Regions from separate parts of the Homo sapiens genome. Here region 2 is linked to region 1. A link is a loop called in an ENCODE intact Hi-C map of the cell type or tissue named here. Cell type or tissue: tibial artery. All regions are shown on one strand. Each heading gives the region's core, and the rest is flanking DNA. Links, peaks and the distances in the headings are about the cores only. Region 1 has its middle 180 kb from the start of MIR3974. Region 2 has its middle 87 kb from the start of MIR3974.

What was found. Peaks named below come from ENCODE experiments on the same cell type or tissue, not always from the same donor. Only the 100,000 strongest peaks of a DNase experiment are listed, where the experiment ranks them.
Region 2: a loop joins it to region 1, with 4 times the contacts of the local background. A loop is called at or near these places in 106 of 110 quality-filtered maps.

What each region holds. Positions count from the first base shown.
Region 1 is chr12:17,849,187-17,854,575 of GRCh38, reverse strand. No RefSeq gene overlaps it. Among named protein-coding and RNA genes, the nearest start is that of MIR3974, 180 kb to the right of the region's middle. In tibial artery, for the core only: no CTCF peak of the experiment used is centred there; no DNase peak of the experiment used is centred there.
Region 2 is chr12:17,757,612-17,763,000 of GRCh38, reverse strand. No RefSeq gene overlaps it. Among named protein-coding and RNA genes, the nearest start is that of MIR3974, 87 kb to the right of the region's middle. In tibial artery, for the core only: no CTCF peak of the experiment used is centred there; a DNase peak (open chromatin) is centred at 2,916.

The DNA.
Region 1 (5,389 bases), core at 87-5,086:
CAACACAATAATGTAGGCTTTCATTGCTCCAGTTCATGTTCACTTAGCACTTTGCTCATTGATTGTTATTTCAAAAAAATAAGTAAATGTTCAGGTTGCTTGATTTAAAAAGATGTAAATAAAAGGAGATAAATATTATAAATTATTGACATTAGAAATAAACTTAGGTGTCATCTAACCTACCCTCTTTATTGCAACATCCATTATGTTACAGAATAGAAACCAAAAATCCAAAAAGTTAAGCAATTTGCCTAATACCTTATAGGTAAATAACAACCAAATTGAGATTCAGACAAGTCCTCCTTAACCCACACCACAATCATTTTCTTTACACTACAAATAATATATAATATCTATCTTGACAGAAATAAGATATATGGATTAATAATGGCTGTCTTCAGAAAAGGGAATTGAATTTTTTAAATTTATCGAATCAATAAAGTTGTTTTTCAATATGACTATAGAATAAAATGCTTAAATTTAAATGGAAATTTTCTATATCATCTTAGTCCACTTGGGCTACTAGAAGAATAATACCGTAAAGTAGACAGGTTATAAACAAACCTATACTTCACAGTTTTGGAGGCTGGAAAGTTCCAGTTTAAGGTGCTGACAGATTTGGTGTCTGGTAAGGGCCTGCTTTCTCATAGATTGCACCATCTTCCTATGTCCTCAAATGGTGAATTAGGATTGCATGTTTCCTCAGACCTCTTTATAAAGGCACTAATCCCATTCATAATGGCTCTACTTTTATCATCAAATCACCTCCCAAAAGGCCCACTTCCTAATGCCATCACCTTGAGGGTTAGTATTTCAACATGTGAATTTTGAGAAAAGTAAAACATTCAGGCTGTTGCACATATTATCTGACTAAAGTAGAATTTAGCAATATTTTGATTTCTAGAAGCTGAGCATGCTATCGGTTGGTAAGGACTATGTAGGCAATTGAAACCACTGTACTTATTTTGGTGTCCTGCTGCCATATATTTGAAAGGTTGATAAACTCTGGGTTCAAGTCTATATGTTGTTCACTAGTTGAATTTATCCTAGTTTTTGAACATGTATCTAACATGCTATGTAAGTGTCCTGAAACAAGAATATGCCTTTTAGCATAATGTTACTTCTAACTTTTCTATTTTTAGATATTGAAATATCATTCTTTCCATATATTATAGAATTTCAAAGGGCAGTTATTTCCTTTCAAAATGTGTTATAGAAATGTCCGGTTTCCTCTTTGACAGCTAGAGAGTTTGGAAGTCATCACTCTCAACCCACAACAAGAAAAAAGCTGAAAAAATGAAAAAAATTCAACATCAGCAATTCTCAGATACATTAAATCATCAAAGTTTGGGCAAACCAATTCTGAAAAACTGCAGATAGGCAAAAAAGACAATTACAAATTACCAAGAGCAGAAGCTGCTAGAGACAGTAACTACAGGCACACCTCATTTTATTGCACTTCACATTATTGTGTGTTGCAGATACTGTGCTTTTTACAAATTAAAAGTTTGTGTGGCCGGGCGCAGTGGCTCACGCCTGTTATCCCAGCACTTTGGGAGGCCAAGGCGGGCGGATCACAAGGTCAGGAGATGGAGACTATCCTGGCTAACACCGTGAAACCCCGTCTCTACTAAAAATACAAAAAATTAGCCAGGCGAGGTGGCGCATGCCTGTAGTTCCAGCTATTTGGGAGGCTGAGGCAGGAGAATGGTGTGAACCTGGGAGGCGGAGCTTGCGGTAAGCCGAGATCGCACCACTACACTCCAGCCTGGGCAGCAGAGTGAGACTCTGTCTCAAAAAAAAAAAAAAGTTTGTAGGTATTCTGCCTGAGTCAAGCAAGTCTATTGGTGCAATTTTTCCAACATGTGCTCACTGTATCTTTTTGTCATATTTTGGTAATTCTCACATTATTTCAAACTATTATTATTATCTGTTGTGGTGATCTGTAATCAGTGATTTTTGATGTTAATATTTCAACTGTAATCACCAAGTAAGACAAATACTTTAATTGATAAATATTTTTGTGTTCTGATTGTTCCACCAATTGGTCATTCCCTTGTCTCTCTGCTTCTCATTGGGCTTCCCTATTCCGTGAGACACAACAATATTAAAATAAGTCAACTGACTTTTATCCAAAAGACAGGCAACAAGAAATACTAGTGAGGATGTGGAGGAAAGGGAACCCTCATATATTGTTGGTGGAAATGTAAATTAGTACAACCACTATGGAGAACAGTTTGGAGGTTTCTCAAAAAAACTAAAATTAGAGCTACCATGTTACCCAGGAATCACACTGCTGAGTATATACCCAAAAGAACAGAAATCAGTCTATCAGAGAGATAACTACACTCCCATGTTTACTGCAGCACTATTCACAATAGTGAAGATTTGGAAGCAACCTAAGTGTCCATGAACAAATGAATCTCAATGAACAGGAGAATTTAGTACTTATACACAATTAAGTACTATTTAGCCATAAAAAAGTATGAGATCCTGTTATTTGCAACAATGTAGATGGAGTTGGAGATCATTATGTTTAGTGAAATAAACCAGGCACAGAAAGACAAACTTTGCAAGTTCTTACTTATTTGTGGAAGCTAAAAGAAAACAATGGAACTCATGAAAATAGAGAGTAGAAGGAAGGCTACCACAGGCTGAGAAGGGTAGTTGAGGGGAGCAGTGGAAGAAAAGTGGGGATAGTTAATGGGTACAAAAATACTTAGAAAGAAAGAATAAGAACTAGTATTTGATAGCACAGCAGGGTGACTATAGTCAATAACAATTTAATTATACATTTTAAAATAACTAAACGAGTGTAATAGGATTATTTGTAACATAAAGAATAAAAGCTTGACATGATGGATACCCCATTTACCCTAATATGATTATTACACATTGCATGCTTGTATCAAAATATCTCATGTACCCTATAAATATATACACTACTATGCACCCACAAAAATTAAAAATTAACATTTAAAAATGGCCAATTGATAACTCTTCAATGATTTTTTGGTGTTCAAGTAAAAAAAAGAGAGTCACAGATCTCACTTTAACTCAAAAGCTAGAAATTATTAAGCTTAGTGAGGAAGACATGTTGAAAGCCAAGATAGGCCAAAAGTTAGGCCTCTTGTGCAAAATGGTTAGCTAAGCTGCAAATGCAAAGGAAAAGTTCTTGAAGGAAATTAAAAGTGAGATTCCAGTGAACACACACAAATGACAAGAAAGCAAACAGTCCTATTGTGGAAATGGAGAAAAAACTGAGTGGCCTGGATAGAAGATCAAACCAACCACCACATTCCTTTAAACCAAAGCCTAATCCGGAGAAATGCCCTAACTCTCTTTAATTCTAGAAGCCCAAGAATGGTGAGCCATCAGCAGAAGGAAAGTTGGTAGCTAGCTGAGGTTGGTTCATGAGGTTTAAAGAAAGAAGCTGATGTAGGATTTCTTCTCCTTAGCTCAGCTAGGTCTGGGTTCTTGTCTCATGACCAGGAAAAATTAGGTGCATGGACACCAGAGGGTGAGTGGAATATAATTTATTAAGCAAAAGGAAGCTCTCAAGCAAAGAGAGGGTCTTGAAAGTAGGTTTCTGGTTGCCCCCCTTCATAGTTGAATGCTAGGGTTTAAGGCACAAATTCCTAGTGGCTCCACCCCATCCTTCCAGTGTGCATGTGGGCCCTTAGACTGAGCTGCTCCACGCTGATTTATTTCCTTTACTCTGTATGTGTGAAGAAACAAAATGTTTCAATATGGGCATTTTTAGGCAAGGCTCCTGTGCAAGTTCCCTTACCTGTACAAAATATCTGCTATAAGCACTTGTCTGGTGGGTCAGAGGTTCTCAGGGACCTTTCCCTTACTGTAGGCCTAAAGCAAGCTAACTAACTCCTTTAAAGCCATCTCTATAACATAAAAGTACAAAGTGAAGCAGCAGATGCTGATGTAGAAGATACAGCAGGTTATCCAGAATATCTAGGTAAGGTTATTGATAAAGATGGCTATACTAAATAAAAGATATTAAATGTAAAGGAAGTAGCCTAATATTGGAAAAAGATGCAATCTAGGACTTTTAGAGCTGAGGATGAGAAATCAATGATAGCTTCAAAGCTTTAAAAATCAAGCTGAATCTCTTGTTAGTGACTAATGTAGCTGTGACTTAAGTTGAAACCAATGACCCTTTGCCATTCCAAAAATCCTAGGCCCCTTAAGAATTATGTTATGTTATTTTTTTGTTTGTGCTCTATAAATGAATGGAACAAGAAAGCATGGATATGAGCATATGTATATGTTTAGCATGGTTAACTGAATGTTTTAAATTCATCATTGAGACATACTGCTCAGAAAAATATTCCTTTCAAAATATTACTGCTCATTGACAAAGCATATAATCACTCAAGAGCTCTGATGGAACTGTACCAGAAGATCTATGTTATTTTTATGCCTGCTAACACAACATCTATTTGGTAGCCCATGGCTCAAGAAATAATCTTGACCAGGTGCAGTGGTTCACACTCAGCACTTTGGGAGGCCGAGGTGGGTGGATCACCTGAGGTCAGGAGTTCAAGACCAGCCTGGCCATTATGGTGAAACCCCATCTCTACTAAAAATACAAAAATTAGCTGGGCGTAGTGTCAGGTGCCTGTAATACCAGCTGCTCAGGAGGTTGAGGCAGGAAAGTCACTTAAACCTGGGAGGCAGAGGTTGCAGTGAGCCAAGATCATGCCATTGCACTCCAGCCTGGGCATCAGAGTAAGACTCTGTCTCAAAAATAAATAATTTTGACTTTCAAGTCTTATTATTTAAGAAATATGTTTGTAAGGCTATAGCTGCCATAAATAGTGATTCCTCTAATGGATCTAGACAAAGTAAACATAAAGTCTTCTGGAAAGGATGCATCAGCCTAGATGGCATTAAGAAGATCTGTGATTCATGAAATGAGGTAGAAATATCAATGTTAACAGGAGGTTGGAAGAAGCTGAATCCAACCTCCTGGAATGAATGTGGTGGTTGCAATTCTTCAGTGGATTAAGGAACTACAGATGCAATAAGAATAGCAAGAGAACTACAATAAAAATTGGAGCCTGAAGCTGTTTGCTAAATTGCTGAGATCACATAAGAACGTGTTAATGGATGAGCAATTGCTACTTAAAGATGAGCAAAGAAAAGTGGGTTGTTGAGATAGAAGCTACTGCTGATGAAGATGCTGTGAAAACTGTTGAAATGACAAGACATAGTTAAGAATGTTACATAAGCTTGATTGATAAAGTAGCAGCAAGATTGAAGAAAATCAACTCCCATTTGGAAAGCAGTCCTACTGTGAGTAAAAGACTACCAAACACCATTGCATGCTACAGAGAAATAAAAAAAGAGACAATCAATACAGCAAACTTCA
Region 2 (5,389 bases), core at 308-5,307, 92 kb after region 1:
TATTCTAAACTTTGGCTAAAACTATTATGATGCAAAAGGGAGAAGAACAGAACCTCACAGTTATATCTAATACTAAGACAATATAGCACCAAAATGTAGTTAGGAACCTCTAACTAAGAAAAGTGCAGCCAGATAAAGAAAATTTAACTTTGACTTTGACAGGTCGTTATTTTCTGGATTCTTCTCATAAAACAAAATCATATGAAAAAAAGTGTGTATGTACAGTTCTCATTTCCTCACTAATGATTTAGAGGATGGGGTTCTTATACCAACTAAAAAATGAGATACCTCTCTATTATATAGTTCTTTACCAAAAGTTGGAATCAATATCTTTGAGAGTAGTAATTAAAAATACACTTTTCCGCTCTTCCCTTGAAAGTTTCAATTAATATATCTGGAATTGGCTTATGCATATAATTTGAAGTGAAAATAAAAACAAATCAACATCAATAGGAATTATTCTATCTATATCTAGTTTAAATCTGCTTTATCTGTTTAAAACAGCAGGAAATAAAAAAACTTTCACATTTTGTTTAGGATTTGTACTTCTTACTTCAAAAAAGAAAGTAAAGGGTAGTCAGAATGCTGATATATGTCACAAAATTCTGTATTCTGGCAGAGATTGCAAATTATAAAAACATTATTTGAAAGAAATATTATTGTACCATAATAGATTCTGGAAGTTGTAGGTCAAGTGAAGCAGAGTGAAAAATAAATATTTCTAGAGGGAGTTTTAGCTTTTTAAGTTTTCTGTCATATCAGATTAGAACAGAAACAGACACAGGGGACAGCAAAAAGATGACTCACATTGTACCAGAGGTGTTCTATGTGAAAGTCTTCTACCAGACCAGAAGTGATCTGAGATCTGTGTCATCAACCTTCTCTCCACAGGATGACTTGAGAAGGGAATTGGATCTGCACAAAAAAATAACAGCCAACAAGGAAAATCATATATCATGAATGTTGAGTGATGCTGGCCAATAAAGAAACTTGCCCAGCAACAAACAAAAATACAGGCTCAGTGAAGCTTTGTCACAGTTATAAACATCCAGAGTAATGAGAGGAAGAAAATTCTTTTGAAAAATGTCTAATGCATTATCTAGAAGATAATTGTATAAGAATGTTTGAAATCCTTAAAGTGTGTAGTGCATAAAATATAACTATAGATTTTTTTATGGCAACAAAGTTTATGAAGATCAAATAGAGAATGGATGAGATGAAATGGAATTTGCATAGATAAAGATATTTAAAAAAATAAAGACACAATAGCAAAATTAAAATTAAAATTTTGCTACTACATTAGGAGTTGCATATGAAAATGACTGAAAGAATAAAAAGAAACGAGAGGAAAAGTATTATTCATAACAAAAGAGAATATGGTGACTATATGTGATAATTGATGTCCCTAAGAGGCCAGAACAAATATAACAGCAGCAATATTTAAGTGTCTCTTCATTTAAAATACTAGAAAGAATCATGGCAAGAGGGCTGAATAGAATCATCCAGTGATGATCCCCACAAAAGAATACCAAATTGAACAACTATCTGTGCAGGAAGGCACCTTTGAAATCCTCCCCACCGCACCCCAGTATCAAGTGAGCAATGAAAATATCTGTTTTTTAAACATAATAACAAAAGACACATCGAAGAAGGTACAAAGAAAAATCTTGTATTCTCTACGCCACCTCTCCCCCATCCCAAGGCAGTGCAGCTCAAAGAGATCGTCTGTGCACTTGGGGAAGTGATACGGTTTAACTGTGTCCTCACCCAAATCTCTACTTGAATTGTATCTCCCAGAATTCCCACATGTTGTGAGAGGGACCCAGGGTGAGGTAATTGAGTCATGGGGGCCAGTCTTTCCCGTGCTATTTTCCTGATAGTGAGTAAGTGTCATGAGATCTGATGGGTTTATCAGGGATTTCTGCTTATATTTTTTCCTCATTTTCTCTTGCCACCACCATGTGGGAAGTGCTTTTTGCCTCCCTTCATGATTCTGAGGCCTCCCCAGCCATATGGAATTGTAAATCCCATTAAACCTCTTTTTCTTCTCAGTCTCGGGTACGTCTTTATCAGCTGTGTGAAAACGGACTAATACAGTAAATTGGTACCAGTAGATTGGGGCATTGCTGAAACGATCCTTGAAAATGTCAAAGTGACTTTGGAACTGGTAACGGGCAGAGATTGGAAGAGTTTGAAGGGCTCAGAAGAAGACAGGAAAATGTGGGAAAGTTTGGAACTTCCTAGAGTCTTTTCCCAAAATGCTGATAGTGATATGGACAATAAGGTCCAGGCTGAAGTGGTCTCAGATAGAGATGGGGAACTTGTTGGGAACTGGAGCAAAGGTGACTCTTGTTATGTTTTAGCAAAGAGAATGGCAGCATTTTGCCCCTGCCCTAGATATTTGTGGAATTTGATCTTGAGAGAGATGATTTACGGTATTTGTTGGAAAAAATTTCCAAGCAGCAAAGCATTCAAGAGATGACTTGAGATGACTTGGGTGCTGTTAAAGGCATTCAGTTTTATAAAAGAAGCAGAGCAAAAAGGTTTGGAAAATTTGCAGCCTGACTATGCAAAATTTTTAGTAGAGATTTGAGAAAACCAATTTTCGGGGGAGAAATTCAAGCTGGCTGCAGAAATTAGCATAAATAGCAAGAAGCCTAACGTTAATACCCACGACCATGAGGAAAACGTCTCCAGGCCATGTCAGAGACCTTCACGACAGCCCCTCCCATTACAGGCCTGGAGGCCCGGGAGAAAAAAGTTGTTTCATGGGCCGGGTCCAGGGTCCCCATCCTGCGTGCACCATAGGGACTTGGTGTCCTGTGTCCCAGCTGCTCCATCTGTGGCTGAAAGGGGCTAATGTACAGCTCAGTCTGTGGCTTCAGAGGGTGCAAGCCCCAAACTTTGGCAGCTACCATGTGGTCTTGAGTCTGCGGGTGCACAGAAGTCAAGAATTGAGGTTTGGGAGCCTCTGCCTAGATTTCAGAAGACACATGGAAATGCCTGGATGCCCAGGTAGAAGTTTGCAGCAGGGGTGGGTCCCTCATGGAGAATTTCTGCTAAGGCAGTGTGGAAGGAAAATGTGGGGTTGGAGTCCCAACACAGATTCCCTACTGGGGCACTGCCTAGTGGAGCTGTCCTCCAGACTCCAGAATGGTAGGCCCACTGACAGCTTGCACCGTGTGTCTGGAAAAGCCACAGACACTCAACGCCAGACTGTGAAAGCAGTAGAGAAGGAGGCTGTACCTTGCAAAGCCACAGGGGTGTTACTGCCCAAGACTATGGGAATCTACCTTTTGCATCAGTGTGACCTGGACGTGAGATCTGGAGTCAAAGGACATAATTTTGGAGCTTTAAAATTTGACTGCCCTGCTGTATTTCAGACTTGCATGGGTGCTGTAACTCTTTGTTTTGGCCAATTTCTCCCATTTAAAACAGGTGTATTTACCCAATGCCTGTACCTCCATTGTATCTAGGAAGTAACTAGCTTGCTTTTGATTTTACAGGCTGATTGGTGGAAGGGATTTGCCTTGTCTCAGATGAGTCTTTAGACTATGGACTTTTGGGCTAATGCTGAAATGAATTAAGACTTTGGGGGACTGTTGGGAAGGCACAATTGTTTTGAAATGTGAGGACATGAGATTTAGAGGGGCCAGAGTTGGAATGATATGGTTTGGCTGTGTCCCCACCCAAATCTCAACTTGAATTCTATCTATCTCCCAGGATCCCCACGTTTTGTGGGAGGGACCCAAGGGGAGGTAATTGAATCTTTCCTGTGCCATTGTCATGATAGTGAATAAGTCTCACAAGATCTGATGGGTTGGTCAAGAGTTTCCACTTTTGCTTCTTCCTCATTTTCTCTTGCCACTGCCATGTAAGAAATGCCTTTTGCCTCCCACCATGATTTAAGGCCTTCCCAGCCACGTGGAACTGTAAGTCCAATTAAACCTCTTTTTCTTCCCAGTCTTGGGTATGTCTTTATCTGTTGCATGAAAACGAACTAATACAGGAAGGGAGAGAAAAGTGTGTGGAACTTTGCAATAGAATTCACTACTGCCCTGTCAAAATGAAATAAGACACTGGTCAGAATTCTGTCAGTGCTCATAGAAGGAGCATTTAGACTAGCACTAGTCTAGAGGGGAATCCTCTGTCCAGTATGAAGAAGCCTAGTCCCAGCACACTTCATCACCAGCGGACTATGGTGGCCTGGGGCCCCAAATAAATTTGAGTGCCAGTCAGGCCATAATTACTTCTGTCCTTTGGCAAGCATTGACACAGCACTGGTCTCAGAGACTGTGGGCCTGTAGTGAAAGATATACAGAAAACAGCAAGTAATTAGGGGATGGAGGGGTTGGAGTAAAAGTGTCAAGTTTTGTAGTTTTAGTTTTGGTTTTTTATTCTTATTTGTGATTTGTAGAAAGTTTATTCAAAGAAATAATGACAGATAACTTTCCAAACCCAGAGAAACATATGAATATCCAGGTACAATACGGTCAAAGAATACCAAACAGATTTTACCCAAATAAGCCTACCTCAAGGCATATAATAATCAAACTCTCAAAGGTCAAGGACAAAGAAGGGAATTTAAAAGTTGTAATTAGTTTAAATAATTGGTTATAAAATGTTTTTTGGAAGCCTCATGGTAACCACAAGGAAAAACCTATAAGAGATACACGGAAAATAAAAAGCAAAAAATTAAAGCCTACTACCAGAAGACATCACACACACACACACACACACACACAGACATATATATATATGGATAAACTATATGCTATGCTACAAACAGGTCAAATTTTTTAATGGAAATTATATCAAGCATCTTTTCCAACCAAAATGAGATGAAACTATTAATCAACAAGAAAATCTACTTTAGAAACTGTAAAAATACATGGCTATTAAAAAACATGCTCCTAAATAACCATTGGATCAATAAAGAAATTGAGAAATTTTTAAGGTTTATTTGAAACAAACAAAAAGAGAAATACAACATACCAAGACTTCTAGGATACATCAGAAGTAATACTAAAAGGGAAATTCATAGCAATAAATGCCTAGATCAAAATAGTAGAAAAATTTCAAATAAACAACTTTATGATTCATTTTAAAGAACCAGAAAAGCAAGAGAAAACTATACCCATAGTTAGTAGAAGGAAATAAATAATAAACACAAAAGGGAACTAAGCAAAACTGAGACAAAAACATAGGGAAGATAAACAAAATCAATAGTGAAAAGATACAATTGATAAATTTTAGCCAGACTAAGAAAAAAAGAGAAAAAATGCAAATAAAATCAGAGGAAGTAAGAGAAACATTTATAAGTAATACAACAGGACGGTCGCGATGGCTCACGCCTGTAATCCCAGCACTTTGGGAGGCCGAAGCAGGT